2 separate regions of the Mus musculus genome follow, and region 2 is linked to region 1. The links are chromatin loops, found by intact Hi-C in ENCODE. Cell type or tissue: heart. All regions are shown on one strand. Each heading gives the region's core, and the rest is flanking DNA. Links, peaks and the distances in the headings are about the cores only.

Region 1 (15,929 bases), core at 4,447-12,446:
CTGTAGTTCAGCCAACCTTACAATGAGAGTTTCTGTTTGATTTTCTGCAACTTGAGCTCTATTGCTACAAGAGAGAAGATTCTCCTCAAGGACACACTTAGCAACTTTTAGATCGTTTACTTGTGTCTGGAGACTTTCGATTTTATCACACAACTCCTTCCTTTCATTCATCATTTTTTCCACAGATACTAAGAGCAGCCAGCCAGTAAAATCATTTTCCGATTTTTTCCCCATCTTGTAGAAAGCTTTGTGCACTGAATCACCTAATTCATTAAGAAAATCAAGGTCATTAGCTTCTTTAAGTTTGGAATATAGTTTCAACCATGGGTCTTCAAAATTCTCTGAGCTCCCAGGAGGAAGAGAATCTGGAGAGGTTTCAATAGTTGAAAGTGCTGGTGGATCAACAAGCCAATTCCAGTATTTTAAAAGATTCATCCTTGTACTTCTGTTACTCTAGAACCACTCCTGGTACCAACTTCTGTATTAGTCAGGGTTCTCTAGAGTCACAGAACTTATGGATAGTCTCTAGATAGTAAAGGAATTTATTGATGACTTACAGTCGGCAGCCCAATTCCCAACAATTGTTCAGTAGTTAGAAGGGATCTTGATCGTTTGGATCTTCCACAAAATATCACATTGGTGCACTATATTGATGACATTATACTGCCTACTGCTGCCCTTTTCTGATACTGGTCATTCTCAAGCTGGTCTTTCTCAAGCAAAGACATCTAACAGAGTCGCTGCCCTGCTCAGTTCCCTCCTCCGTCCTTCAGAATGGACACCGCAGTCCTTACTGTGGCCTCGCAAATCAACTCTCCACAACGTGGCCCTCCCTCCGCTCCTCGGTGTCAGTGACTCCTCTGATAAGCTCTGGTCCAGCCACCCCGGGCTGCTCGCAGGTCTCTGACACCTAAGGCTCACTTGCTCCTGCATCTCTTTGTGCAGCCTGCGTCCTCCTCGGCAATCAACGGTCTTCCTGCAAGAATCCTCTCAGCCCCAGCAGCTGCCACACTTCACCTTCCTCCTGATCTGCCTGTCAGAAAGAGCTCTTCTCTTTAGCCCCAGTGTCTAAGTTAGCATCGCATCTGAATAGCCTGTGACAGTCTGTAGTTGGGAATCTTTATAAGTCTCTTCCCATTGCCCACCAGATCTCGCTTCCCCATCTTCATGTCTCTAGTAGCAACAACTAGTGTGTAGCTCTTCAATCAATAATTACTCGCAGGATTTAAATTCCCTTCTCCAAAGAAAAAGCTATGGCCAGTAAGGAGCCCGAGTCCCAGATAGGAGGTACAGTAACAAGGACTAACATTCAAAGTCCTAATTACTTTGGTCATTTGTTGAATTTAAGTTACCACGGTGGTTTACCAGGTTCAATTAGAAAATGTAACTTTATTGCAACCCAACCCCCATTCTGTTTCTTACAGATCTCAAGAGTTTTATACTCAGTTGCCAGAAATCTTTTTTTTTTTAAACCGACAAATTGTCCAGGGGCCATTTTGAGGTTGCGCAATAGGTTGATTGAGTCCCGGCCAGGCTCTGTGCACTTGCTCTACTGCACACAATGTAGATGCACAGGCCACGTGCAAACGCCGCTGTTCATTGTTCCCAACCCTCCAAATCCACGTCTTTAAAAACAATCAGTTGCATTCCTCTTAAATTAAATGCCAAGTAAACAATGCAAATAAAACTATTTTTCTTGCAGAGACAAAATTGAAAATCTGTAACTAATTACAAATTGGCAAGCCTCGAGCCTACAAATAGCTGAACTCTCTACCAATGTATCGTTTACAGTGAACTCAAAGCCAGCTTCCTCACACCAGCCGTCCACAAGTTATTAATCAATGCTGTGCCAAGCCCTGGACCTCACCTCCCCCAAAATCATCATAAACATTTAATTTTCAATGTGGGCTTCATAAACAAAGCTGTTAAAAATGAGAGAAAGTTTAATTGGTCAGACACACAATGCCTGTTCGTGGAGTCTGAGCTGGCTTCCCGTTTAAATACTCTGCTCTTCCCCTACTCAACTGAGCTGAGATTAATATTCTGTCCCTGTGGCCCTTGGCTTTCCTATGGCACTCTGAGCACTACCAGACCTTCCTTAGTTGAAATCCTGGCGAAAAGCACCCTGCTCACAGGCCACAGAAAACAGGGTCAAGGAGCGGCTTTGAGTGCCACAAGTGGGAGACAGAATTTACCCATGGCTTTATTTTGGGGGTGATCCTGCTTAACATACATGTACTGAAAACTGCAAAGATGTGGATATCTTTTTCTTTCCGTTCAGTTTTCACTTTAATGCCCCTCTGGAGGAAGCCTTTCCCCATCTCTCTTACTAACATTTGTCTCCTTCTCTGACTTTGTATAGCTTTTTTAAGAGTTCTGAGTTCCTGTGGCTGGGGTATAAGTCATATAAACAAACATGTTGCCAAAAATCTTGGCCTCCCCCTCGAACCCTATTCCCCACAATGGTACCGTACCCGGTATACTAGATTTGAATACATGTTGGGTGGGGAGACAGTTTGACGGGTGAGGGAGTAAATAGAAGGAATAAACTTGTGTCGTGTGAGGCAGGCAGCAGAGCTAGAGCCAAACTCCAAAGCCTGGAAAAGGCATCGGGTCATAGCTGTATCTTCTGATAGAAGCCCACCACTGCCCCAAGGTGCAGAGCTGGGGAGATCTATACATACTCAGTGCATCCAAGAGAGAGGTGAGCAATGAGTTCTCTTCAACCTCACAAAGGTTGCTCTGTGGGAAATCGATCACACACACACACACACACACACACACACACACACACACACGCTTGTAACTCCCAAAAGCTTGAGTAGGAGCTAGCGACTTGAGATTACCTGACACACATTGGGGCTTACAGTGAGATGCCTCCTTGCTGACAAAACCGCCCCAGCTAGAAAGCAGGTAGGTGTTGGACGAACTCACATGGATGCTTTCAGAGGGAGGCAGGCACCAAGCGTACCGTGGCTCCAGATGACATCATGCTCCCTTTTCGTCCCCACACTCTGAGTCTGCAGTGATGAAGCAGGCAGAACACTCACTAAATACTTGGAGATTCCCATGAGATTCGTTACCGTTCAGAAGATGGTGAAGATGACACGTGTCCTAGCACAATAACCAGGCTAAACTTTTAAAGGCCTTTTTTGTGTGCAGACTGTTCCCTGGGAAGCCTTAGATAGGGTCTGTAGTATTTTAGGTACCCTGTGGGGAAGGGGCCTGTGTTTCCAGGGGGTGGCAGAGATGGCACTGAAGGTCTCAATCCAGCCCTGTGATCTGAAGGCAAGGCCTCTGTGAGGCAATGAAGCACTTCCTCAGAAATAGAACAAGCGCACCCCATGCGCGAGGAGGCCGCTGTCGGGTCAGGTCACTGAGGCCTGCAGTGATCTTGGCAAATTGTAGCTGGCTGAGGCCACCTTCCCTTTCAGGACACACTTCTGGAGATCAAAAATATATTTCTAAGTGGATAATCTGCCATGGCTGCGTGACTTTCCTCGTAATACCTTCTGCTTTTTCTGTCACGGGTGGTTTGCTACCCGAGCCATAGACTTTGTGTCTTCCAGTGGGTTTGGGTGAGAAACCGGAGCTCGAGTGGAGATCTGACCATGTAGACAGCTCCTAACATGGCAGTGCATGTCCAGCAAGTTCGTGCAGGTCCAGGAGTCGTGTTTTCTCTGGCTAATGACACCTTATTGTTACTGCACCTAATCCAGTTCTTATCCTTGTCAGCCTGAGAATGGAGAGTGAAATGGGAGTCTGTTCGTCTCCTGGGTTCTTGTTAGACAGGATTATAGTCTTTCTGACAAAGAACAGGCCAAGTGTGGGACTCTGCTGACTATCTGAGCCGGGATCGTGCCCTCGCTCGGGGTGGAGCCCACTCCTTTCACCAGACCTCATGCAAAACCGCCATTCTTGCCTCAGTACCTCCCCACTCTCCTCCATACCCCATTTGCCAGTCTGTGTTCTAGAACGTTCCATGCTGACTTGGCTGCCCTCCAAAACTGTGAGCCTGGAGGACAGGGGGTTGTTTCTTCTTTCCTTTTTATCTTCAGGTCTGAGAACAGTGCTTGGCGCAGGATGGAATGCCCAAGGAATTGCAAAATTGCCAGGGCAGGTAGTGCAGACCCACAACCCTGAGACTCAGCAGATAGAGGCAGGAGAGTCAGGAGCCATCCTCCAGACACAGTGAATTGAAGCTAGCCTGAGCTACATGAAACCCTGCCTCAAAAGCAAAGGGAAGACTAAGGGAGAGGAGAGACATAAGTACACACTCGCATGCACGCAGTAGGGTGGAGAGACATAAGTGCACACTCGCGTGCACGCAGTAGGGTGGAGAAAGCAAGAACAGAGCTGAGGGGAAGCAGACCGTTTCTCCCTTCTGTGTGCAGAGACAGCTTCCTCCTCACACTACCACCCCGGGTCTTAATGGTTATTTTCCTACAAGACTGTTGCATTTACAGTATGACAGAACTCTGTTTGCCTTGGACTGAGCGCAGGCCTGCCTTACGTTCCCAGCAAGGCTGGAAAGACAGTTTTGTGCTGTGGCAGCGAGCCAGCAAGGACAGCCTGGGGAACCCCAGGACATGCTGTGTTATCTGGACCTCGAATTTTCCAGAATTCAGCCGTGGCCCATTTGAACGAGCCATTCCAAGGCCTGAGCTGGCCTGGAGCAGGTCCCAGATGCCCTGCCATGCGTGTGGCCCTCGGGGTCGGCAGTGACTGTGCTGCCAGCTAGACAAGGCTGGTGAAATGTCATGTCGCTGGGCCCTGGTTACCTTTCCTGACACCTCACCCTCCCGTGGTGACTGCTCCAACACAGACCGCCTGTCACCTTGTCCCGCTTTTCTAGGAACTCAGCAGTCACACGTGCAGAGAACCTGTCCTCAGCCCCTTTTTCTCGGGACAAGCTCAGCTTCACTTCCTCTGGCCTTATCAAACTCTTTGTTTCCAAAATTGTTAAGCAGCCATGGGGGAAGGAGGAATTTTCACTCTGCTTTTCCGTCCCTCCACCTTCCGAGCTGAAGCCAAGAGAGAAAAGGTGGCCGGCTATCTTCCCACTGGCCTCGGCGCTCCAGCCCTTCAGGCATACGAGGCTCTTGAATTTTGTCATCTGTGGTTCAGACTTTTGGCTACACCATCTCTGCTTCAAGCTCAGCTTAAGGAAACATATGGCCCTAGATTCTTCAATGCCACAGAGAGGGCTCCCTCGCTACGAGGCTTAGCAGATGAAATGCGGTTTTCCGAGCCTCTTTTCATTGACCGTCAAAATAACAAGCAGAGTCTTCTGCCTCAACAGAGACACTCTTCTCGCTCAGTTACTCGGGGAATAATGTGCCATTGTCTCTGCTGTGGGCTTTTGTTTTATTTGTAAATTGTGCGTGCTGCATGCTATGGAATACCGAGAAACCACACACCCTGGCTTGTTAGTTGACACACAGAATGTGTGATTACAGATTGTCTGAACAACAGTAGACCATTGAACCGCCATCCAGATGTGTGTGGAGTTAACTGTGGGGATGTCCACAGAGAGGGGTTGTCTTTCTCGTCGGAGGGTCAGTCCCCCAGAGAATGGAGACAGGAACACAGAAGCTACTTGGCACAGGACTTCCAAATGGCTCCTCAGAAGGAAAATTAATCCTTGTTTAAGTTTTTTTTTTTTTTTAATTAAGACCAAGTTTGTTCTCCTTAAAGTCAGTCATACAGAGAAAATACTAAACAGTGACAAACTTATACAGCTTTCAGGCTCCATTTTTTTTTTTTAAATATCTAGAAATTCAGAAGACTGTGCATTCAAGATAAGACTCCAGTGACCCCAGGCTTGGTAAGGACTTACTAGCAACTTCCTAGAACCCTCTCAGTGACTGGTGAGCAGAACGAACATGGAGGAGACAGCTCAGTGGGTAAAGGGCTTGCTGAGCAATCGTGAGGACCTGAGTTTGAACCCCGTGTACCCACGTAAAATCTGATCTTACAGCTCACGTCTGCAGTCTCAGAACCCACCCCTGTGACACATGGGAGACGGGACAAGACAGTCCCCCCCAAAGCTGCAGAGCCAGCTAGCCTGTAGTGTGAGCACTGAACAAGAGGAAGCCTGGTCTCAAACAAACTGGAAGGCGAGGGTGGACACCCAGAGTTTCCCTCTCACCCTACACCCACCCAGGACACACAGAGATAGAAAAGAATGCCAATCGCAATCATCGCTTGGGGAAATGAATACAAAACCGGGAATTGCTACAGAACCCAGTGTTCTCATGCCTGGCATCTGTATCTAAGACAAAGAAAAATATTTGTCCCCACAAACAAAAAACAAAAAACAACAACAACAACAACAAAATGTGTATATGAATAGTCATAGCATCAGTATGCATAATACAGAAAATGTCCATCAGCTGTTGAATAGACAGATGTGGCAAGTTACATATCTGTAACAAAGAATGGAGAGCTGATCCAGGACGAATGGACCTTGGAAATGTTCTTGATGAAATAAGACAGACACCAAAGTCCCCGTGCTGCATGAACCATCCATCAGAAATACCTACAACAGGCAGATCTACAGAGCAGAGCAGCTTACTGGCTACCTGCCGCGGAACGCTTCAGAACTGAAGGTAGACACGTGCTCTTCACCGTGGCGTTACTGGGAACCAAACCTGAGCCACACACATGGGCAACGACACCCCAGCCCTTGGGATTTCTATCTGCAGTGATGAAAATGTTCTAAGCTAGGCTGTGGCGCTGCTTGTAAAACTGAGCAAATGCACTAGGGCCTTTTGAATTTTAAGCCGTAAGTGGATGAAGGGTTGCATGGTTGATGAATTATACCTCCATAGCACTGTTGAAAAGCAAAATAATGACATTTTCAGGCAAAAAAAATTTTTATTGGAAAGAAAAAAAATGTTTTAAATTGAACCTAAAACAGGAGTATCTTCAAAACTCACATAACTGAACTTTGTGGCGACATGGAAGAGGAAGGAACAGGTTTTAAGTTTAGCAGCTTATCTCTTCTCCTTTCTTCTTTCTCTGGAATGATCTGTCGTCTGACAATGTCAACACTTGTCTGTCTTGTTGGAATCTACAGCAGTAATCGGGCACCCAGCCATCAAATAGCTTCATTTACCTTTGTGTGGTAACACACCCATGAGCAATGCTTATCAAAATACATAATTTTGAGCCTGTTTTAAATTCTGTATCAGACACATTAAAAAAAAATAGTGAAGCATCAGGCTAGTCAGGAAATAAAGACAGATAGGAAATCCTCTCCAGTCTCAGCCCACACTCCACTTTCTATAGCTTAATCTAAAGAAAAACGTGGAATTTCCTGCAGAGTGATTAATTGGCTGGCTGTGGTGACATACAGGGTCTCTGAGCTTGACCTCGCAGGTAAAGGCTAACTGGTATGTTAAGTTGATTACACAATTTCCTCTAAATATGTTGACAAGTGGTTTGCACAGTTGCCTTGACCTTTGCCCTTATAAATGCACATTTATAAATGGCTTGCTTTTTAAGCCAAAGCAATCCCTATTTTAGATGTGACATGTGTTGAGTAAACAGCCTGATATGCAACCCTGGATGTCTAACCCTGTCAGCCAGGTCAGATTATGGGAGTCACTGGGAGGGGTTGAGATGGCTGGATTCACTCGGGATAGCCAGCCCCAAAGTGTCTCCTCATCCTACATGGTGTGTTGGAAATGTGTTCTGAAAATGGCTTGAGCTGTTCCAGGAGTGCGGCTGCTAAACGGTTTGCAGCAAATGACAAGTAGGTTTAGCTCCAGTGCTTCTTACGGCTCTCCAGTCCATTTAAACACCCGTGCACATGCGCATATGCACACACGCACACGAGCACACAAACCAACTTTTCGTTTTTCTTCCAAAGTAAGGTGGAGAAACTTTCCAGGGAGCATTTCTGTGCTGCGAGTGTTTTCCAAGATGTTATATCCGTAGGTACTCTAGAGAATGTCATTGGAGGTACTTTTTGTTTTAGAGTCATGCTGCTTGCTTGTACATAAGGAGGAGTTACCACACTTATTATAAATGAACAGGAAATGTACCCTTGGGTAGTAAAACAAACTGTTTATCTGCTATTTCAAAAAACAGCTGTTTATTTGTAAATGTATACACTGAGCACCTTTCCCAAGCCTGATATATCCTGATTTGATAAGCAAAAAGAGATTTGCCAACACTGTTGATTTAGCTGGGATCTATCTGCACATGTCTTCCTGAGTGAGTTAAGCAATTGGAAAATGAATTGGGATACCGTTTATGCTCTCCAGGTCTACAGCATGACAAGCCTTGAGCTCTCTGGGAAAGCAGCTCACTGTCAGGGCTCAGAGGCTAACTGTGCACCTCAGCCTGAAACACTGCAGAGCCCTCACAAACCATCTTCATTCACTAACTCACCCGCCTGAAATGTTTACTGCTCCCCAGCAGTGAGGCATGCAATAATGGTTTCTCTTGATTTCATTAGTTCCCTCGGGTCTGTAGCATTTCACTCTCTGGCTGGCTCTGGACTTGAGGATGGCTCCTCCTGAAGTCGGAACCATCCATCACTGACGTGGTTCTCTCCCTTCCCTTCTTTCTGGGCTCACCAGCGCCCCCTAGATGTGTGCAGGTGAAGTGAGCACTCCATGCCTACCCAAGTTCTCAGTTTCAGTTGTTTGAGCAGCAGCCCTGGGGGGGAGGGGGGGAGCCCAGGGCTCTTGTGTTCATCTCTGTCCTTACAACCCCACCACTCTCCTTGTCCTGCTTCCTGCTCCTGCCTCTGCCTTATGACTGTCCTGTATTCTTGCCCACTGTGCCTTTCAAAGCCAGTTCCTGTCTGTGTGACTGTACTTCCAATATATACACCTGTCTACTAGCCCCATCCCCTACAGGAATCTTCCTGTAACCCAGCAACAAGGAGGAGCCACGTGGCACTTTGTGTATTCTCTGTGTAAGTGTAAGCAGCCTCGCTTCTCCCTGAAGAAACCTGAGCTTTCCAGGGACAGACCTGAGTCCTGTAAACCTGACACTGGAAATGTTGGGGTCCCCGAAAAAGGTTAAGTTCAAACTCAGTTGTAGAACTTACTGTTTGTTTAGGTCAAGAGATAAAGTACTATGGAGAGATAGGTGTCACAAATACCAGGACTTCCAGAAAGCTACATGGTTTTATTAACTGATAGATACATACTGTTGTTTTTCTCTGTTTTAACTACATAGTTCTGGCTATTGTTTTCATATAACTATTTTGTGATCTGTTTATGACTAGGAAAGGGTAATGTTTCCCTTTTTCCTCTGGCATGCCACCCACCAGAGCATTTCTACAGCTTCTTTCACATTGCATTCCCAGATAGTACAAGAGTCTCCAGAGGCCATCAGGGGCTATGGCCCAAGGTCCCAGTGGAACCAAACCCTGTGTGCTCTCTACTTCTTTCCTATGATCCTATGATAAAAGCTTAATTTATAAACCAGACACAGTAGGTAAGCAGCATGATTAAAAAAAAAAAAACAGTTACAACATTACACTAGCATAGTATTTAAACAGACAGTTACAACATTACATTATCATAGTATTTAAACAGTTACAACATTACACACACTATCATAGTATTAAACAGACACTTAAACATTACATTATCATAGTATTTAAAGCTCACAGGTTGTTTATTTCTGGGATCTTCCATTTAATGCTTTCGGACCGTGGGGTACCTGATGCTGTCAAGTGGGAATTGCTATGGTTTTGCCATCAGGTGAGACTTCTTGGCCTTCCTTTCCATTGCTAAGCACGGAGCCAGGGTTTTAGTCACAGACCTCCTCGTGGCTGCCTCAAGCACTTGCTCTTCCTGCTCTCCCCACATAGGTCCGGTGCCTGCTTTCCAGCTGTGCCAGACATCACAGTGGGTAACCACTTCCAACCCAAGATGGCTAGCAGTGTTTTCCCAAAAGCTATGCATACCAGGATTCCCACTGTATCCAAAACTGACTACCCTACCTTCATTTCCCCTTACCCGGGTTCCCAGGAAGACCACAACAGACACAACAATCCTAACAACATAAAGCAGAGACTTCATGGAGGGTTGGGGTGGCGGCAGCGGCGGCGGTAGGGTGGTGGGAGGGGTCAACATATTAAGACCTTGCAGCTGATAGATCTTATTTTCACAAGGTTTACAAAAATATATAAGCAAATGAACATAGTGCCAGAGTATAACTTTAATTTTTTTTCAAATCCTACTTTTAATGATGGTTCTTATACACTTTAACCTCCCTTCTAGCCCACCACCCACCAGAGGTAATGAAAAAGAATGGGGGAGAACCTACAGTTGGGCATAGGCCTCTGTCTGTCCCCAACATCCAGAAAATACAGTAAAAACCTCCTAGTTTTATTCTAGACTGGCTAAGAGTCATGGTTTGGAAATGGTGGGACGCTCCTCACAAGATGGGGCTGGCCAGCCAGGTTCTGCTTTCAGTACATTGTCACCTGCAGAAGAATGGCTTTCTGTCTGATAAGCCCTCCATGTCTGCAAGCCCCTGCTGCACACACGGGCGGAACTGTCTCACTCAGAACAAGCGTGTTTACCAAACAGGAGGTAAAGCATCTTGCAAGCCCCCTTGTTCCCCAAGAAAGACAGGATAAGGGAAGTGGCAGAGCCGTGATAGGAAAGGGATTTTTCACACTACAGAGTGTGAACTGATAAGCCCAACCCTCACCTCCCAGCCAACAGTCACGGAGCAAGTGTGACTTGGCTTCTCATTTTATAATGGAAAAGTGTCCTGGGGAAAGGAAAATTCAGAAAGTCAGCAGTCACTGCTCTCATGAGTGATGGCTCTGACCTCGGCTGTGCTCGACTTTCCTACTAAAGAAACCAAGGGGTCACTTTCTCATAGTCCTGAAATAGAAGGTTGCATGATAAAAATGCATTAATCATAATAGTCCCATTCTTAGCAAGACTGAGTCCCTGCGACAACACGTTTACATTGCTTATCTCCTTTGACCCCCCCCCCCCCACACACACGACCCCTCTGGTGCTATTTCATTTTATATCTGAACAGTCGGAGAGTTTCATGGCCATCTGGGCTGCCTGACCACAGAGCCACCAAGGGGCCGAGTCCAAGCTTGAATCAAGACAGACAGTCTGCACTTGACTCACTAATACAGAGAAGTCCGTCCGCGTCCTCCTCCAGCCTCCTTCCTGGGATGCTTCCTGGCCTCCAAAGCTCCCCTGAAAGGAAAATGCTCAGAAACACTCTCGGACGGTCCTCACCTTGTGTGCGGGGCCCCGAGGGCCGCTGCTTTGTCATTTACCACAGAAACTTTGCTAGCTGTAGTTGCCTTGTTCTCCTTTTCTCTTGTGACACCTAGAATAAAACTAGAGACTATTAGTCAGGGATCAAAATAAATATCGGTCACGGCAGCCTTGGGTTGGGCCTGATTGTTCTTTGTTCCTCCTTAGAGGCCTGGGTTAGCTGAGAGGAAGTGCTTCAAAAAAAGAGTACATGAGAACCTGGGTTCCTACGGAGTAGCTGAGCTCAGGCACTGCCACCTACACAGGCGCACAGGACCCCCTGTGTGGTGTCCGTCGACCTCACCGTTTCACCAGGCTGCTCTTTGAGAAGCTCCTAGGAAATGCAGGCACAGTGGCTCTCCAGTACCCAGACTGCAGTTTCCCTGAACCAATACCTTCCTATGTAGAGGATGTGATAGGCCAAGACAACAAGAGGGGACCTAAGGAGAATAACATGCCCCCGTGCCTCATTTCATATGTTGAGAAACTGAGGCCAAAGAAGAACAAGGGACTTATTGAAGGCCACCAGGCTAACTGAGGTAGACTCTATGCTAGGATCTCTTCCAAAGTACCCTTCCACTGCAGACAGCTGACATGTCTGCCTTGGGGCAACATCACCCACACAGGTCCTTCCCATGGCACATCCGCATGCACCGTGTAGCTTAGTCATCCAGTAATTCCCTTCAGGGTTGCATGAGAACTTTGCTTGGAGAAGACTGGCTGCCAGAGAGGCTGAGCCCTTTTGTCTCAGGTGGTTAGTTTCTCAGTGGAGGGCAATAAAAGCTCTTTCCATCAGTTCTGTTTCATTTGTACAGTGGGTGACTCACTCACTTACAGGAGTGCTGGTTAGCGTGTGTGTGTGTGTTCCCTGAGCCAACCTGGATTTCTTCAAACTCATGGTCCATGGCAGAGACGCAGGGACGCTCTCACTGCTCACTAAGCTTTGTTTCTTGTCCTGAGAACAAGTAGCCTGGGTGACGGTGCACAGGGACATCACCCACAAAGGACGCCTGCTTCTTCTGAGGCACCTTGGTGAAGTAAATGCACTTGGAGAGGGGTGGAAAAACTGAACTGTTGATATCAGTCTGTCTCTGCCAGGGGAATATATTTTAGGAAATGCTTTTATCTTATGTGCTTTAAATATATCCCTAGCCTTGGAGTTAGAGTTAACTCACTCAACTTCCGTGTGACCCAATTACTACAAAGACCAGTCTTGACTGTTGCATAAAATGGCCAAAGTTGACTCATTTTCTGGTGGTATAAGTCTGCCTGGCTTTATTTTTTTTAAACTAAATACTACTAATTGATGGCCCGAGAACAGTGTGGCACTTCTGATCCAGTTCTAAGTCGTGTAGGAAGCAAGCAAGGAACTCTTAGGCAGACACACAGGCAGAGGTCCACGGGCCTGTCTGCAGATTTGTCACAAGGGCCACCAGGTGCTGCCACCTCCACAGCTTCTCACCAACACATTTTGCTCTGTAGTCACATGACTCAGAAAAGCTGCATTCCTTGAAAAGAGAAGTTGAAGATGGAGCAGGCCAAGCCTGTCAAAACTCGCACACCACATTCCACCGTGCAAATGCTCCTCAACTGAGGCCCTTCGTAATGTGAAAATATCACAAATCAAAATGTACTTAATACACCCATCCGATCCAGGGAGCCTCCAGCCTAGGGGCAGGCCGCGCCGTAAGTTGGTAGTTTCCCCTCTTGATATACAGTGCTGACTCAGCTTACTGCTGAAAGGAATGCATAGTTCACATCAGGGTTTGCAGTCAGTTTCTGCTAAGAGTGTCTCTCTTCTAACCATTGTCTCATCAGGATTGCAAGTGAAGCCATCACCTGGCAGGGGCCACCTGAACCCACCTGCATGCACTGAGCAGTGCTTAGCCCTTGACGGGAATGTGTGGAAGCCATGGGAGAGATGCAAGCTGGGGGATGACCCTGGGTTCCTGGACAGCTTACTGGAGGGTTTGTGTTGTCTCTGCTTCACTCTGTGGGTGTATCTGTACCTCAGAGCTGAGAACATAGTCAAGGGAGAAGACATTTAAGGAACCAGGTGGTGGAGACTGCACAAAGCCTGCCTCACAGGCATGCTCCCCAAACACGACGCTTTTGAACAAACAAAAATACATTAGGAAGTGAGGGACCTGGGTACCAATACTCATAAGCTTCAGCTGCAATGTGTTCTGCAGACCTCAAGAAAAACCCCTGTGAGGTACTGACAAGAGGCTGGACACCAGGCCATTCTCAGCAACACTAGAAAAACAAGAACTCAGAAGTAAATATTCACCAGCTGCGAAGGAAGGCTCACCCGCTAGAATACTGTATACCAAAAGTAAATAGGCACAGCCTAAAGCTACCGCCAATTCAAGACCACTCAGCGTTGCGCACATACGGGATGGCACACTTGTAGATTCATAAGTGTGTAGTAAAACTATTAAAACAGGAGCAAAACCACTCCTTTCCAGCTAGTGGAGAGAGAGGGGCGGAGGCGGGGGGGTGGGGTGGGGGGGGAGGGCGAGCGCACCAACTGCACTGGTAACACATTCATTCTCCTCACCAAAAGCAGCTTAGCCTCTACTCTGACCAGCTTCTGGGGCTTTGACTTGCAAGGAATAGACTGGCTTTTACATGCACGCCTCGAGCAACAGCCCAAGGGAGCGATGAGTTGAGAATTCCACTTTACAGCATGGTTGGAGAGAAACTAAGGGGACCGCTCCCTTCACCAAAGGTTCTTTGCCAGCCCCAACCCAAGGTTCAGGAGAATTCCAGCTTAGGAAACACGACCTCTCGTTCCCCCAAGACCCAGCCAAGTCATCCGTAGTTGTTTGGTTGTTAATGAAGTCTGGCCAAGTGTGCACATGGAGGCTCCTGTAGAATGGCCTTAATTTGTGCTTAGGAATGCTTAATTTTATCAGCACCCCTGTAATTAGATATTGTGCAAAGGGATGAAGGATAGGCACTGCTGTTGCATGGAGCAATGGCCTGAAGCTCCTTGCTATCTTTGAGATAGCGAGGGTTTCCATAGACACATGTGTCACGTGGGTTTGCTTGCATACACATCCAAGAAGAGAATGAAAATTTCCCAGTTGGCTTTCCCCTCTCTAAGGGTAGGTTTTTAAATACATGAATCCCTGCTCGCTCACTTCCTGCTCTCTTCTTTGCTGTTACCTCCTGGATGCTTGGCTCTGCCCCCATTGTCTGAGGAAAACTGTAAATCTGGTGTTGGAGGTTGCACGGCTCTGTACGTGAATGTCAGCACTTCAGCTAGAGTTTAGTAGAAAATGTTTGTTGTTCGAGGGAGAATTAGTGCCGTAGACGCCTTCTGTTGAGGAGCTGGGGAGGGATTTGCTGAGAATATGGATTGGATTTCTTCAGCTGGAACACAGATGTGCTTGAGTGTAGACAGAAAATTAGCTTCTAGAAGCAGAGGGTGCCCGCAGTCATCACTGAGAACCCACATCTACTGTTGTCAGGCACACAGTAGGTACTCATAACTCCCTGCTATCAGCTAATAGGAATGGCAGAGCCTAATAATTAACTATGAAAAGATCCTGCAGAGGGTACCTTTGTTTCTAGATGACAAGCCAGATGCCTGCAGAAGTAGAGGGACATAGGAACCTGTAGGGACAAGGCTAGCCAGATGTCACACAGCCAGAAGTAGAGAGGGCTTTGACTGAACCAAACTGTACGTGGCCTATCTTGTCCAAGTATCTAGTTCAAGCTTTTCAGAAATAACAGAAAAGCCAAACAAAGCTCATTCGTCTACATTTCTGTTTGACCTCCCTGGAAGGCAAATTGAAAAAACAAATTTTGCCCAGTGAGAGGGCCCAGTCCCAAGCAGGTGAAGAGCTAGTCCTAACAAGCGCCTCTGCAGGGGAATTGCTTTTTACTCTATGTGGGACACAGGAAGTATCACACTCCTGATCTCGAAAGTATGGTCTCTGGTTGAAGATGCTCATGATGTCCACCAAAGGCAGGCTGGGAAGGAAGAAGTAAACTCAGCAGTGCAGCCCACACTTGAAGATGAAGGCAGGCTGTGGGCCATGGTCTGTTGAGGGGCGTGGGCTCTTCACACTTCTTTCTGACAGTAGCCCATCAGCCACTTCCTTCTGCCCATTGCTGCCTCCCTGGGGTGACCCCAGGTGTTCTGCTCAACTGCTCCACCAGAAGAAAGTCTGACCCTTGGTACAGAATGGTTTCTCAGAAAGCCTTTGTCCATAGATTGTGGCTTTAAGAACTACCAGCACATATCCCTCCCCATTGGAATGCATGGGATACTTGTAGATGCTCTGCCCAAGATCCACCAAGGCTGAACTAGGGAAACAGCAGCTTACTCATTCCATTAATTACATTTAATAGTATGATTGCAATTGTTAGGCAAAGCCTTTAATAGCATTAGGCAAGTTTTTTTATGTGGCAGTAAGGTGTACACCTTGCGAGTATTAAAAAGCACGTTAAAGCAGGGTAAGAAAGATACTGATGTGTGGTAAGGGAAGTCAGTAGGGCAGGTCAGTTAGTCCTGTGCCTGCGGTAACGGCCTTGCAGACACACAGACGTCTCACCATTCCACAGGTCTGCAGAACGTTTTCTTCTAAATCGCTTGTGAGGCAGTTGGAGTCCTTGTCTTCTTTGCTGACATGTTGTGGCCCTCAGTGGATAGGGAGG
Region 2 (15,929 bases), core at 5,322-13,321, 76 kb after region 1:
CAACAGTCTCTTCAGGCCAGTGCAGTGCCCTGCTGAGACAAGCCATGAAAAGTAGTGTATAGCTTGGATGACTCCATGTACACATTAAATATCGCAGTTTCCAGCTGAATCTGGGGTCATATAATATACAGGTGAATGGTGGGAAGCATGATAATAAATTGAATTTGGACAGATAACATTGCCAACTTAAAGGCACTGCGACAAGCTGGAAATGTCTGCCTTTTAAATTTCTATTTTTAATTGTGAGTATGTGTATGGGTCTGTGTGCATATAGGTGTGCATGTGTGTGAAGGTGTTGGGTCCCCCACCCCACCCCACCTTACCTCAGAGCTGAAGTTACAGTCAGTTGGGAGCCACCGACAAAATGGGAAGTCCCTTGCAAAAGCAGTATGTTCTCTTAACCCCTGAGCTATCTCTCCAGGTTATGCCTGCTTTTATTAATAAGGAGTCCCACATTTTCATTTTGCCCCGGGTCTCCCAAATTATGTAGCCAGACCAGCCAGATGCATGAATTTCTCTCTTGTGTATCTATTTTCCTATCAGAAAAACTGATGCACATTGAACTTGCCCCTCAAAAAGTCTTGGCCCCTTAAGCATATGAGTATGGATAAGACCTAGCAAGAGGCTGTTTGGGTTAGTGGTGTCACCTCCAAGTCCCTGCATGAAGGATGATCATGAGTTTTGAAACAGAGAAACCCTGTTTCAACAAAGGAAACAACAAGCAGGGGGATTGAAAGATTTAGACGCCATCGAGGGGCTGTGAAGATAGATGGTCAGAAGTCAGGAGTCCTGGATTCAATCCCCAGTACCCACATGGCCGCTCACAACTTTCTGTAACTCCAAGATTTGACACTCTCACGCAGATATACAGGCAGGCAAAATGCCAATGCTCATACAATAAAAATAAATGAGAAGAGAAGGAGGAAGAGAAAGGAAGAAGGAAGAAGGGGGAGGAGAGGAAAAAGAAAGAGGGAAGAAGAGGAAGGGGAAGAGGAAGAGGAGGAAGAAGAGAAGGAGGAGGAGGAGGAGGAGGAGGAGGAGGAGGAGGAGGAGGAGGAGGAGGAGGAGGAGGAGGAGAAGGAGAAGGAGAAGGAGAAGGAGAAGGAGAAGGAGAAGGAGAAGGAGAAGGAGAAGGAGAAGGAGAAGGAGAAGAAGAAGAAGAAGAAGAAGAAGAAGAAGAAGAAGAAGAAGAAGAAGAAGAAGAAGAAGAAAAGAAGATACCTGCAGTGGTGTGCCTTGGAATCCCAGTTTTGTTTTGTTGCTTGGCCTGATTGGACTTTGCTCTCTCTTTGGCTTCTTTTGTTTTGTAGTCTGGGGGTTATTTGGCATTTTGAGACAGGCTCTCACCCTGTGGCCCAGCAGGCCTTAAAAACAAGTTCTTCCTCAAAGGAGATCTGGGATGACTCCTCTTGAAGGTCCGACTATCACTGACTGCTCAGGCCTTCTCCTCCAATGTCACATCCTGGAACTGGGAACCCACACACACACACACACCCCATGGAGACTTTAAGTACCAAAGATGCAATTTGGAGTCCAACAGCAGTAAAAGTTCATCTGGCCCAAAAGCTGAGACCCTAACTGGCAGAGCACCAGCCTTGACCTAGCAGCTAGAGTTCAGGCTTGGGATGCTGAGCTCAATCCAAAGTCCAGCACAAGGAGGTGGGGGTGTCTTCCAGGTTCCAAACTAGCGATGTGGAGCAATCGACCATTCAGCACTGTCATCCTCAGGCCATGGAGAAATTAGTTAACAACTGTTTGGTTTCTCCCGAGTTTCCTGGATGATAGTTCTCTCCGGTTAGCACTGGGTGGGTTTGGAGGATTTCCTGTATTGCTTTTTGACTGATGTCTTCTGGCTGCAGCTCATCTTTCCTGATGGTAATTCATTAGGCCTGAAAACCACTCCAGAGTGGGTTTAGAACCCATGTAGTACATAGTCCGTTAAACCGAGATCCGCTAATTAATCGCTCTTCTTGTGTAACAGAGCGATAGCGCTCCTTCCCCGAGGAATTGCAATTTCATGGTTCCTAATGATGCTACGATTACATTATCTGCATCGCTTAGGCTGGGGTGTCAGGAGCAGCGCTCAGAGCCTGTCTCGGGATGGGGGAGAAATCACACGGAAACCAAGCGGGTGGGGGAGGGGAGGTAGACTGGCCTGTGCTTATTAATGCACAGCCGTTTTAACATCTCACTCAGGAATTAGTCCCGAGTCCCAAAGACTCCCAGCTCCACAGTACCTCTTTCCCCAGAACCTTCACATCTTATCTCTAATATTTACAGAGCGGTGGTTTATTAATAAATCTGTATTTGCTGTATTCCACAAAGTAATTTATCTCAGCATTTATTTTTATTGGCTCTCTTAGAAATGTGGTTCTGCCTGTTATTGGTATAAGTAATACACTTTCGATGGTTGTTTCCTGAACTAACTTGTATCATTGGATGAGCTAAAAGAAAGAAAGAAAGAAAGAAAGAAAGAAAGAAAGAAAGAAAGAAAGAAAGAAAGAAAGAAAGAAAGAAAGAAAGAAAGAAAGGAAGAAAGAAAGAAAGAAAGAAAGAAAAGGAAGAAAGTAAAGAAAGTAAAATGTATAATCCCACGGTTTGCTGTTTCTTTTGCATTTTTTTTCCCTAGTGGGAAGGTAGGTATAAACCTGTTCTCAGCATTCTGTACACTGTCACTTTTTAAAGATGGCAACACCTGGTACCTTGTTTTCATCTGTGTGTTGTCTGCCTGGGGTACAGCTGTGTGGACTGGAGGAAGCCAACTCAGCTGTTGGTTCTCAGGTCCCAGCCACTGAGTCTCTCGTTAGGCTGGAGCTCAGTAACTATACTAGCCTAGCTGGTCTAGTGAGCTCCTGGGATCTGCCTGTCTCTGTCTCACAGCTAATTCCAAGCCTCATGTTTGCAAGCTAAGCATTTTACCAACGTCCCTGTCCCCCCAGCCCTGTCCCCCCAAGCCCTATCCCCCCAGCCCTAATCCCCCAGCCCTGTCCCCCAGCCCTGTCCCCCCAGCCCTAACCCCCCAGCCCTATACCCCCAGCCCTATAACCCCCAGCCCTAACCCTGCAGCCCTATACCCCCAGCCCTGTCCCCCCAGCCCTCTTTTTGATCTCATGACACAAGGCCCCCCATGTTGTATAGGCTTTCAATATCTCTGGACTCACAACAAGTTTTGTGCCTTATCCTAGGTAAGAATTTTTCTGCTTTTAATTCAAGTTTTTATTTATAGCTGGGCATGGTGGTGCACACCTCTAATCCCTGCACTCAGAAAGCAGAGATAGGAGGATTTCCAAATTCAAGGCCAGCCTGGTCTACAGAGAGAGTTTCAGGACAGCCAGAGCTACCTGATACCCTGTCTCAAAAAAAAAAATATATATATATATATTCATTTATATATAAAAATATCTATACATATACAATATATATACACATATATTATATATGTGTATATATACTTATATAATACATATATATATAATATATTGTGTATGTATAGATGTTTGAGTCAAAACATCCATATATATATATACATATATATATATACATATATATATACTTAGATTTAAATTTTATTTTCCATCAACTTATCAGAGAGATGGCAGACCTGACTCTGATCGCTCCTTCCTGCCATGGAGAGCCTGGGTAATCAACTCATCTTCCCACTGAGCCTCAGAGACAGTTGCACTCAAATGGGAGAAAGACAGGAAGATGCCGTTAGGTACCCACTGGCACCCACCTTCAAACATGTAAGAGACTGACATGGGTAAATATAAACGTGTGGGTCTGTAACATAGCATATAAATACTGTCTTTTATTGTTGTTTAGCAATGTTTTGGGTTTTTGGTTTGGGTTTTTTTCTATGCAGATTTATCATAGTGGGTGGAGGGGCTAAAATATTTCAAGAACACTGCATACTCTTATAATCCCCACACTGAGGCGGCTGAGGCAGGGGGATCTTGAGAACAAGGCCAGCCTGAGAGAGCCTGTCTCATGAAGGAAAGGACTTTATAGGAGGAAACTGTTGGAACTCTTGGGACAGGCAAGGGAGGTGCCTTCGGTCAGAGTCAGAGACAAGCAGAGAGAAGGCCAGCGTGATCTACACAGGAGACCATCTCACAGAACCAAGGGCTGGCAGTGACAGGACATGTGCCAAGCTCAAGGCTCAAGTGCCCGCACTAAAATCTATCTATTACAACATATTCTTTCTGGAGGCTAAAAATGGCTCGGCAGTTAAGAAAATATACCAGTCCTTCAAAAGACTAGAATTCAGGACCCGGCATGCTGGGAAACTTACAAGCCTCTGTAACTCCCAGTCCAGAGGCTAGGTTGCACTCTTCTGCCCTTCCCCCCTCTCTCTGTCTCTTTGTCTCCCTTCCTTCTTCCCTCCCTCCCTCTCTCTCTTTCCTCCCCCTTCACCCTCTCTCTTTCTTTCTCTCATACACACACATATACACTCATGCACACTCATATACTCACACATTTATACACTGACTCACACTCATTCACACACACACACACACACACACACACACTAAGTAAATCTTTTAAAATGTATATTCATTCTAAGAATGCTTTAAAGTTACCTTTTCATGCTAAATGACCAGTGTGGACAAGGGATGGTGAAGAAATATTACCTCTGCCTTCCCCAGGTCTCAAAGCTAGAGAGGGAACCCACCAGCTACGTGGAAATTCCCTGTCTTGGAGTTCAGCTAAATCATACCTGTGCTGTGGGTCCGGGATGAGTGACAGCATCTGAGCCCTCCCTCCCTGGCTCACGGAGAGCCATCTCTCTATCTCTCTGGTGCTATTACTTCCTTCCCAGAGCCTGCTTTATTTCTCCATTTTTTGTTTCCTGGTTGAGCATGGCACGTAGTGGGAGGGAGGGATAGACAGACGGACGCATGCATGCAAGAACGGTTGGATGGTAGAAACTTCTGTCGTTTCAGACAGCCTAAAAGCAGGTAAGATGTCACCACGGGGAGGTTGTCCCCATCCAAGATGTGGGCGGTGGACTGTGTGGGGGCAAGAGGCGGGGCTGGGCGGGGGCACCTGGCACTCTGCACTGCTGCGCTGGCCTTGGGTGCTTTTCTGGCAAATGCAGGGAGCAGCCTGCAGCGGAGGGTGAGGAGTCCTCTACAGGAGTCTTTCTCTACAGGTTCGTTTGTTTGTTCGGTTATGGAGAGCCTCCCCCATCTTAAGTGGGGGCCGAGGCTTCACAAGGGCCAGCCTCATTTGGATGTGCAACACCGCGGAGCTCCGGATTTCAAAACCTCCAGTACACTAAACGTGAAACTTTTGTTCAAATTTCAAGGATTTTGATAGCCCAAGTGAATAGACACCGCCTATTGATTTTCCCCTTACAATGACTCTTGGATAACCTATTTTCTCATTTATTTTTAAAGACAGCTCATGAGATTTCATAGCGATTCTGCCCAACCTCCTAATATCAAAATCCCTCCTTGACCTGAAAATTGTAATTCTGCTATAGATCACAGCTGCTGAATATTACCTTTTACTAAGCTGGTTAAATAAAATATGTCCAACTCACTAGATCCCACAGCCGTGGTCTGCAATCCTAACGATCCAGGGGCTAAGGTTCCTGCCTCTGCACGCTCTTGCAGGCCAGCACTAGAGTGTGGAGATGCAGCCATCAGCTCAGCGCTGGAGTCTAAGGAGGAGCAGCAGAAGCCTGCTCAGCCGATCTTCAATGATTTTCTTGTAAAACTTTTACAAGGGAGACCTGGGCTGTTTGATGTCTTCTAGACAATCAAATGTCCCCTGAGCCTACAACGCAGTGGCTGGGCTTTTCTCCCTGGTGAGGAGGGGGTATATTTGATGTAGGGCACGTGCAAAAAACAGCAAGGCCTTCACACTGGTAGACCAGAGTCCACAGAAGTGTGGAGGAGGACATCCTGTGTAAATCTGGGAAGACTGATCCTGCCACCGGCTGCCCAAGACCCTTGGTTCAAGGCTGGCCGGGCTAGAAAGGGTCCTGGTGGGATCTAGATTTAGGGCCTCCTGTTCCATCTGAGCTCCTTCAGCCTTGTGCATACCCACCACGGCCACCTACCCACCCTAACCACCTTACGAATATTTCAAAGCCCATGTTGCCATCTAAAGTCATCGCCTCTGGGTTTTACTATCTTATGCCTTGACCTACACTGTCTGTGGAACCTCTGCTCCCATCCGGCATGGTCACGCTCCCTTGATATCCTTATTCGTACACAGTTGGAATTAGCATGACTTAAGGAGAGTGTAGCGTCTTCAGTCCTGTACAGAGGGGCTCTTTGAAATGACAGAGACTAGAGTCTCCTCCTCAGAGGACCTGTGGACCTTTGCCATTCTGCTGTGTCTGGTCTGGCCCCATGGTGATGGAGCCAGGCCAGTCCTCCCTTCTCAGTGTCAATGATGCCTTGACAGTCGATGGGTCCCAGAGAACAGATCCCAGAGTCTACGGTATCAACACCAGGTGAGTCTGCGTGAGCAAGAGTGTCCAGGCGTGGCAAGGGTAGCAGAGGTAACACGTTACTGTCCTTTATGCACACTTTATGCCAGCGCTGACACACATGTGTCAGGAAGCCACCACTTTCTCCCTATGCTCCTAGCAAACACAGGTCACTGAGCCTGGCTCTCTTACCTCCTCAGAACTCTCTTCCACAATGAATCATCGAAAGCTCTCATCCGTGGTCAAAGGGCTTGGGGATGCTGTCTACTTTTGCCAGTTAAGTTTGCAGTCTCCTTGGTCCCCTACAGGCTCCTCCCCTGCAGGCTCCTCCCACTGTTTCCCGGAAACTGCTTCTGCTCCTCCCACTGCCCGCCCCCCCCTCCCCCAAGCTGTTTCGCCTCCTCTAGGGCTCTCCAATTCCAGTTCACAGGCTCCCATAATCCCCTGGGCCTCACTTTAGTCACTCGCTTTTTACTGCTGTGATAATATCATGACCAAGAGCTATTATCATAGCAGAGTGTTTATTTGGCTGAGAGTCCATCAGTCAGGGAAGCCAAGGCAGGAACTCGAGGCAGGAACTGGAGCAAGAACTGCAGAAGAATTCTGTTTACGGGGCTCACTGGCTAGTTTGTTGTGGCTTGATGAGCCTGCTTTCTTAGACAGTCCGGGGCCATCTGCCCAGGGTGGCACCACTCAACAATGGTTCGGGCGCCTTCCATATAGATCATTAATCAAGGAACTGACCCCCCCTCCCCTGTGAACTTGCCTACAAGCCAATCTGACGGAGTCATGTTCTCAGGGGCCATTGCCTTTCTTCTTAGCTTGTATCAAGTTGACAAAAAAGAAAAAAGGAAAAAAAAAAAAAAGCCAAAACCAGCAACCTAATCTTCACACGGACAACTGGTTGAGCTAAGAGAGAGTTGGACCAGGTGGGAGCGGCTTTCCAAACTCAGGGCTACTGCCCTGTTTCTAGACCTTGGGCATAGCTTTCCTTCCTTGCCTCTCTCTTCTGTAGGCGAAAAATTCCTTTTGCAATGATCCCAGTCTGAAACATTTAAACTGTGTGAGCCTTGGAGGAATCCTGCCCAGGGCTGCACTGTAGATCTTCTAGGGTAGAGGACTTAGCCCGCATCTGTGCCATGGATGTTCCAGGATGTTAACCTTCATCACCGGAGGAAAGAGTAGCCCTATAAAAAGCCAGGGTTCTGAATCAAGCGTTGTGACCAAGGGCAGATTCCATCTTCTATCTTATGAGAGACTTTGATCTAGTTGACACCACAGGACTGTGAGCATCTCACAAGTGACACTGTCCAGCCATACACTCACATAGCTGCTGGAGCCTCTGCAGGTGGCTCTCTGTCAACCTCAGCTCACTCCGGCGCCCTTCCTACAAGTCATTCACACGTGGATCGCCAGGAGTCATCGATCTCATGAGGACTGCCGACAGAGTAAAGCCATGTGACACCTGGCCAGAGAACCTGGACAGCAGGGACGATTCCAGAGGTGGGAGCAGTGAACTGAACAAAGGAGACATGCCTGCTTGGCCCCAGTCACAGAGGCAGGAACATGAGAAATTACCCATTTGTGCCTGAAGGAAAAGAGTGTCCAACAGTAACTGAACATGGTCAGTGAAGTCCAAAGCTGGTAACGGTTGGTTGCTTGCTTCCTCAAATGGGCTTAATGACACTATCCCTATCCTATCCAAGAAACTGCCCCTTGGGGCAAAGGCAGGCCTGGTGAAGTGATCCCCACCCAACACACAGTGCCATCTGCCTCCGGGGAGAACAGCAAACCTGGAGTAGTAATGTAAGCCTTTGTTTCTCTGCTACAGCCTCCTGTAGCCTCTGGAACCTCCCCTCCCTGCTGACAGCTAAGGTATGATGGGGATTGGAACCCAGGGGGAGCATGTCTCTCCCTTCAGGCCAGACACTTACACCCTCACTCTGTGGAACTTCTCAAAACAGGGCATTTAGGAAGCGCCAGGAGGCTGGTTCCCCAAATCAGTAGGGGCCTTCACTGCTGGACCTAAACAGCAAACAGATAATGTGAGTCTCCTCAGGGTCCCTCGGCTGACTGGCAGTTTCCAGTGAGAGCTTGACCCAGGCTACCCCATGGGACAAAATTACAGTGGCCCTAGCTGCCACTCAAGAGGGCCCTTCTGTGTACATGACTACTCTGTCCTTCCATAACTTAGGTCATCCAACTGTATACAGGCCTCAGCCATACCCAACAAGCCAAGCAATCGCTGCTCCGTGTCCAAGCCGGTAGGCTCGTCGCTTTCGTAACTGCTCCCAAGCCTTCTCTCAGGATAAAAAGAGACCTCCCAAACCTAGGGCGGCCCATTGGGTGTGGCTGGCAGTCCCATATTCTCCTGGTGGTGGGGCCAGGAAGCAGAGCTGCAGACCATGGCTTCTCTTCCCGGGTGGCACCCAATTGATGGCCTGTCAGCTTCGAAAATGTTTTCATCTCTGGAAGAAACAACGCGTGAAAGAGCAGTTCTGAAAGCGGAATTAAGAGCTTGTTAGACACGGGCCTTGGGTCAGGGTAGGTGGCCTATCTGGGGGGCCTTGGAGGAGACATGCTGGGATTCTTTTTTTTTTTTTTTAACCCAGCCGTTCTCCCCCACAGTTCCCCGCTTAATGAAGCCGTTGTACAAGGCCCTGGGAGAGCCCACATGCTCCAAAGTAGTACCAAGTGTCCCATTACTGTAAACGGCCTTTTAGTTTTAAGCTAATGCTATATTTGGAAAGTAATAAATCCTGGGGAAATGATACTGAGACTAACGGGGAACATATTACCTTTCATGTGTGTTTTTCATGTTTAAGATTTCTTTGTTATTATCTGAGGAGTGAGGCTCTGCACACACTCTTGGGCAAAAAAAAAAAAAAAAAAAAAAAATAAGCCTTAAAGCAGTAATATTTTAATAAGCATCAAATGTCTTCGATGAGATAAAAGTATTATATAGTGTTTTGATATTGGGCTTTAGTTAAAGCCTCATTAAAAAAAAAGAAGAAGAAATTTTTCTCAGATGTACTGAGGGTTAGTGGGGATGTATTTTTAAATTCAGGTGGAAGGAAAAGTTCCAGTTTGGGTCAATTATGCTAATTAAATGCCACAAATGACTGAAATTGCCAGCGAATGGACTTATTTGTTGTTTATGCTATTGCCATTGATCAAAACCAGCAGCTAATGGCTTGGGAACTGGCTGGAGGCCTTGGTCTGAAGGAAGAGCAAACGCTGTGCACCAATCAGAGCCTTGGCTTACAGAAGCCTGGGGTTTCCCCAGCACTGCACTTCTTCTGTCAGAGTTTTGTGACAGCCCAGGCTGCCTCTCTGAAACTCACCTTCATTTGTCAATGAATGTTGGTCCTGTTCCCAGCCCCAGCTGGTAGGCACTGGAGGGGCCCAGGTTACAAAACGAAACCAAGACTCCTATTTCTTCACACACAGCCCGCACCCAGGCTAGAGCTCTGGGCTTGTCGAACCGAAAGGGAAAGCCATTAAGATTCTGCATTTGGCTGTAGAAAATGAGGAAACTGGGCGTTAGAGAGAGGAACTGATCTGCCCAAGGGCACACAGCAAGCTCATTGCAGAACCAAGAATAGAAAGGCTATCTCGGGAGTCCCAGTATCGGTCTCGTGCCTCACGCCCCCCCTCCCCCCCGCCCCGCTGTGATACAATGGAACTTCGGCTGCGCTCCCCTCCCACCCCCATACTCTCAGCTCCCTGCTGTGACAGTATGTCCCTTCTCAGTTGGTGACATAAGCACAAGCTTCAAGATTGGAATCAGGCAGTGGGTATGCCTCTGTGTCTTCATCTCTTAACTGAGAACAGGGTCAGGTTTCTACTGCAAAATGGAACGCCAAGGTTGAGGAGCCCGCTCCATCAGTAAAAAGCCTGCTGGTGCAAGCCTTTGGGCCTGACTCCCATCTCCAGAACCGAACCCAAGTAAAACAAAACAAAAAGGGCCATGCGCGCACGCGCACCCCCTCCCCCATACGTGCACCCCCCCCCAATCCTCCCACGGAATGCAGTTGACTCTGGAAAGATGGGACCTCAAAGCTGGCAGGGGACCCGTGGCATCAGGCTGATGTGTGGACGCCAGCATGCTCATGTAACTCCTTGACTCCAAATATTCTCAGGGTCGGCTCTCCAGGTGAATAACACTTCCAGAAAAGCTGCTACCGGAGGGAAGACATCAGGAACCTGGGAAGGAGGGGAGGTCCACAGACAAGGGTGACACCTCCACTTTGTCTCATTCAGGACCCGTTTGAGTGCTGTTCCCCATCTGCCTGGTTCCCTGGCAGGATGAGTGGGCTCTTCTCATATGAATCAGAATCACAGCTAGGCTAGCTGGGGGCGCCTTTACCTCACCAGTCTGGGCTTCTGGTCCTGCTTCAGCCACCTGACACGGAGCACTTCAGTGACTTTTCGCTCTGAGCCTCAGTTTGCTGGTGTGCAAAGTGGGAGGCCTTGTCTTGGAAAGCTGCAGTCGGCATGGCTTGCCAGGAGGCAGTTTCTGAGTATTGGGGACACAGAGCAACCAGGATTGTCTCAGCTTCGTCCTTGGGGATGTGTAGATAATTCCCAGCCACAGATAATGCTCGAGTAAAATTTGGGGAATTTCGAACTCTGCAAATATTTGCAGTTGGTATTTGTGTGAGTGTTGCACATACACGTGTGTGTTCACGTGTGTACAGGTACATAAGTATACCTGTGTTTGTGGAGGTCAGAGATGAATGCTGTCTTTTGAACTACCTTCTGCCTTGTTTTGGGTTTTAGGTGTGTTTATCTTATTTTTTGTGATTGAGTGGTTTGCCTGTGTGCCTGGTACCCGCGGGGGTGAGAAGATCCCTTACAACTGAAGTTCTGGATAGTTGTGAAGTACTGTGTGGGGGCTAGAACCTGAATCTGGGATCCTCTGCAAGAGCAACAGCGCTCTTAATGGCTGAGCCATCTCCCCAGCCTCTACCTGGATTTTTGAGACAAGATCTCTCACTGACCTGGAATCGACAGTTCAGCTAGGCTTGCTGCCTGCCACCAAGCCCAGGGATCCGCCATCTCAGGAATACAAGTGGACCGCCGTGCTTGGCTTTTTTATGTCAGTTCTTGCTTGGGGTTACAATACTCAAGTCCTCTTGCTTTATTGGCTGAGCTATCTCCCCACTCCTTCCTCTTTTCAAAAGCAGGGGATCACGACGGGAGCCCAGGTTGGCCTTGAACTCACCATTGGCCCACCTTCAAGGTCTTTAAGACTGCATTTAGATTGCATCCTGATAGAGTGCAGCTGCCTGAGGCTGGAGGTTGGGAGGGAAGGGAGGATCGCCTGTGGCTGGTGGAGGACGGGGAGTCAGGGCCGGAAGTCTGAATCCAACCCCTGTGCCCTGTTCTCTGGGAAATTAAGGTCAGGATCCTAGGACTCACTACAACTGTAAAGTCTTGCCTCAGAGATGCTAAGACATTTGCTAACCATACCTCTAAACCACCCGGTGGCACAGTTGAAGCTGTTCGCTCTGGCTAGCTACCCTTAAGGGGACAGACTCACCCTCGGGCCTGAGGTGAAAACACACCCACATCCACCCCTGCCAAGAAGTCCAAGCCTCCCCTTCTACTCCCAAGGCAGGCAGGCAGCACATGGGGACCTGGCACCCAGAAAGGACCTGGGAAAGGACCTATAGTCATTTGATGGCTACCAGGGAGTCTCAGGGACCAAAGGACCTTCTTCATAGTAGAATAGACAACCTCCAGCACACATTTCCTGTTCAAAGCAAAACTGAGTTGAAATACTTAAAATGCCAAGAACCCTTTATCTAAGATGAGCAGCCTAAGAAATGGGACCCTCAGGAGGCCGGATAGCCATCTCTAGCGACAACCCAGGAAGTCAGACAGACCCTCTGTGTCAATGAGCACCACGTACCCACACCTTCATTAATCACTCACAGTTATCCAGGTTTCTGTCAATACTTCCAAGTTAGGACAACCGGTGCATGCATACCCAATCCCATGGGTGCTACTTAAAGCTAGCTGTCCCATGGCTCCCATGGCCAGTGGCATCTGGTCAGGGCACACCTGAAACTCCAGAGCAAAGCTTTCTCCTGCCTTTGAATCTCTGCTGAACACAGCGGGTGGTGACTGCCTGTTCCAGCCAGCTCAGGATAAATACAGCTTGTTTGTGTTTGCTGGTTGGTCCTCATCATTTCTACAGAGCACCATGGATCTACTAGCTCCCCGGATCCCTTAGCAGCTAATCTGTACTTAGTAGGATTGTATCCCTCTCTCTTCTTACTGAGAGACCCCCTTGCCTTCTCTTCACCTCTTCAAGAAAATTGGACTCCCAAGTGGCGAGCTGAGCACAAGAACCATAAAAGTCACCTGGCTCTTAGGAGACCAGACCCTTGGGAAGGTAAGTTGGAGATGACCTTCCCAGAAGCTCAGCATCCAGCAATGGGACAGCATGCATGAGTCAGGCCCCAGGTACAGCAGCAGCCCGGCCGCATCAAGCTTGCAAACTTGCTTCTCCTCCTTCCCTGGTACTCTTGTGGTCTCCTGTACCCTTTTCTGTGAGTCTCTTTTGCATCAGTAGCTTGTCGCTGGGACTCTGAGTGGATACACGACAGCATACGGCCTCAACTCTGTGGAACGCCTTCGATAAGATGGTGACACCATTCATTTTAATTCTGTGACAATTTTCTCAGCAACTAGGTCTAAAAACAAATGTTGAAGACAAGGGGTCTGTTTCTACATGGAGAAGTGATGGGGTGTCCCTTGCAGGGTTAGGACCAGGGCAGTGTGGTCTTCATACTCTCATGCTGTTGAGAGGCCTCCTGGGCTCAGGCAGGCCAGAGACTGCACACATCGCTCCCTGCTCCAGATAATGGACACACCTCCCCACCATCTCCAAAGCAGCCGTCTCACTTCCGGAACCCTCCTACGTGAGACCCTGGGGTCCTGAGGAACTAGTCTAAGTCATCAGGCCTGGCTTCTAAACTCAGTTCTGGAGCAGATTGGTCTCAGACACCTCTCTGGGCTTCAGTTAGTTATATCAATAAAATGGAAAGAGCCAAGATGTTTTTACAAAAGGTTTCCCTGACTCCAAATTCTGTGATGCTCTGGTGTCTGCATTGCCGTGGAGATGGACCACTTGAAGTAACATAGAGACGGGATGAGAAAAGATAGTGGAAATCCACCTTTCATGGCTAGGAACGCTGCCACGGCTGTTTCTTGCTCTCCATGTACCACTCACTGGTCTACATCTGTGAAGAGAGTGGGTCATGCAAAGGAAGGTATTCTAGGTGCCTGGGTAGGAAGGGCAGTGGATGACTGATGGAAGGAGTGAGGGCCAGACTTCCAGCCAGCAACTTCTAGAGGTGAGTGAATGGATCCTGAGTGAATAGTGACCCAGCAAATGCAGTGGTTATGAAGCCCGTCTTCCTCACAGGCTGAAACACCACAGCAGGCACTCTTAAGAGATCAAGCTCCGCCCATACTACCATGCCACTCTCTTCATCCACCTCCAAGTTCCCTTGGCAGGGCTCCTGGCAGATGGACTCCTGATTGAAGCTGCACTGGGACAGACTTCTCTCCTAAGGTACAGACTGTAGACCCATGCGGCCCTGGTGCCAAGGAGAGACAATGAGAATGGCCCCAAACCAGGAAGAACAAAGACTTCATTTTGAGAACTAGTTCTCGGTGAACTAATGATGGCGCCTTGGAGCAATCGTGTTGATAGTTTTGAGGCTGAATCTAGACTCAGCGGGAAAACGTGCCAGGATTGATTGGTGCTCAGATTGATTAGCAATGCCTGCTGTGGGTAAGGATTGCAAGTGGGGAATTAAGGTATGCAACCGATTTGCTCTGGCTGTCTATGCTGGCTTTCTACGGGGCTGTTATTTTCATCTGTTCTCTTTGCCCCTGAGACAAATGTGTACACTTTAACTGTCACATGTGAAATCACTCCCATAAGCCTTGGCCTCAGAAGGAATCCAGAATTGGAGTTGCTGGTGCGGAACAGGGAGGAGATTCCGTGTTTCCTTTCCGTGTTTTCTTTCCCGTCTCAGTTTCCTCACAGGCACGTTAGGAGTTGGGTTAGATCCGTGCTTTGCAGGCTGGGTACTCAGAAGCCCCAAGGAGCTCAGGTGGAGGAAGAAGCCCAGGACTGTGCTGTTGCCTAAGACACAACTGGGATGAAGGGAGCAACAGGTTCTGCTTCTTTAGAAAGGACTCAGGGGGTGTTAAGCTTACAGCTTTACAATGCCGAGAACACGATACACTTTGAATTTTGAGTTTTGGTCTTTTCTCAAGGCGGCAATATATAGCAGAAAATCTGGGCACGGAAACATGGGCCAGTAGAGCCAGCTCCCTGGGAGACTGAGTCAGGAAAATTGTTGGAGCCCAAGCATGTGCAGAAGAACGAAAAACCACCACCACACACAAACACAGAGTATGATACAGTGCTAAACAGTGGCAGCAGCCACAGCTCCCCACCGGCCACACAATTCACCATCACAGCGTATGATCATGAGGGTATGCCAATGCCAGTTTGAGCAGTCAGGTCCTGACTGAAGGCTGCGGTGGACTGCAGCTCCTCATAGCTACTATACAAGTGAGAACATCATGTCACAGCGGCAGGTTAGATGCCCCTGCTGGGTGTTGTGTGGTCAAATAGGGGTATTTGTGTAGTTAGGTACGTGTTGTGTGAGCATTCCTAAGATATGGCCAACTTCTGATGGGCTTACCTATGCGATGCCACCATTAAGTGATAGAACATCTATAAAGAAAGACATTTAAAAGACCAAGAGTATATGCAAAAAGGAAGATCATTGGGCTAGAGATGCAACTGGATTGAGGTTAAGGGAGAGAGAGAGAGAGAGAGAGAGAGAGAGAGAGAGAGAGAGAGAGAGAGAGAGAGGCCACTTACAGTCCCTTCCTGAGTTAACACTGTTTGGTACTGCTCGATTCCTGCCCACCCAGGTAAACCCCTCCCTTCCTCCTTTTCTCTCCATTTCTCTCTCTTTCCATTTCTCTCCTTTTCTCTCTCTTTCAAAGCAGTGAACTACAAGGTATTCATCTTAGCTAACTCTCCCGCTGTGGTAGAACTCGAACACAGAGATCACTGCCTGGTTCTTGTCATTAGATGCTATGAAGCCAACAAAGGAGGAGAAGGGGGAACAATATTGATGAGTAAATCTCTTTCCTCCCCATTTCCCAAAATCCCTTTGTCCCTTGCTTCATAACTGAGAAACGCAGGCATGGCCCGCGCCTGTGCAGCACAGTCTGAGACGGGAGCAGGCCGCCTCGAGCCGCCATTTTTCATGACTCTGCACTGACCGTGGAACTTTTATTCTGATCTTTTCTGAAGTAGGAGGAACCACCCAAGTAAGTATTTCTGCTCCAAATGTACTCTGAAGTTTCACCTCAGGAAGTCAGCTCCCTTCGGTTCCTCTTCCGGCCACAGTTTCACTTGGGTCCCATTAACATTTGCTCTAGA

What was found. Hi-C counts contacts between places; a loop is a spot of excess contacts. Peaks named below come from ENCODE experiments on the same cell type or tissue, not always from the same donor. Only the 100,000 strongest peaks of a DNase experiment are listed, where the experiment ranks them.
Region 2: a loop joins it to region 1, with 2.6 times the contacts of the local background. A loop is called at or near these places in 5 of 42 quality-filtered maps.

Annotation. Positions count from the first base shown.
Region 1 is chr19:55,558,690-55,574,618 of GRCm38, forward strand. All of the region lies in intron 7 of Vti1a (vesicle transport through interaction with t-SNAREs 1A), which reads left to right. Among named protein-coding and RNA genes, the nearest start is that of Gm41871, 130 kb to the right of the region's middle. In heart, for the core only: a CTCF peak has its summit at 8,584; a DNase peak (open chromatin) is centred at 4,702; H3K27ac peaks cover 3,737 bases.
Region 2 is chr19:55,633,642-55,649,570 of GRCm38, forward strand. It overlaps 4930552P12Rik (RIKEN cDNA 4930552P12 gene), which reads right to left. Exons shown (of 4, transcript NR_045318.1): 3 at 9,787-9,960; 4 at 6,948-8,910. Among named protein-coding and RNA genes, the nearest start is that of Gm41871, 60 kb to the right of the region's middle. In heart, for the core only: no CTCF peak of the experiment used is centred there; DNase peaks (open chromatin) are centred at 9,870 and 10,510; H3K4me3 peaks cover 911 bases; H3K27ac peaks cover 2,347 bases.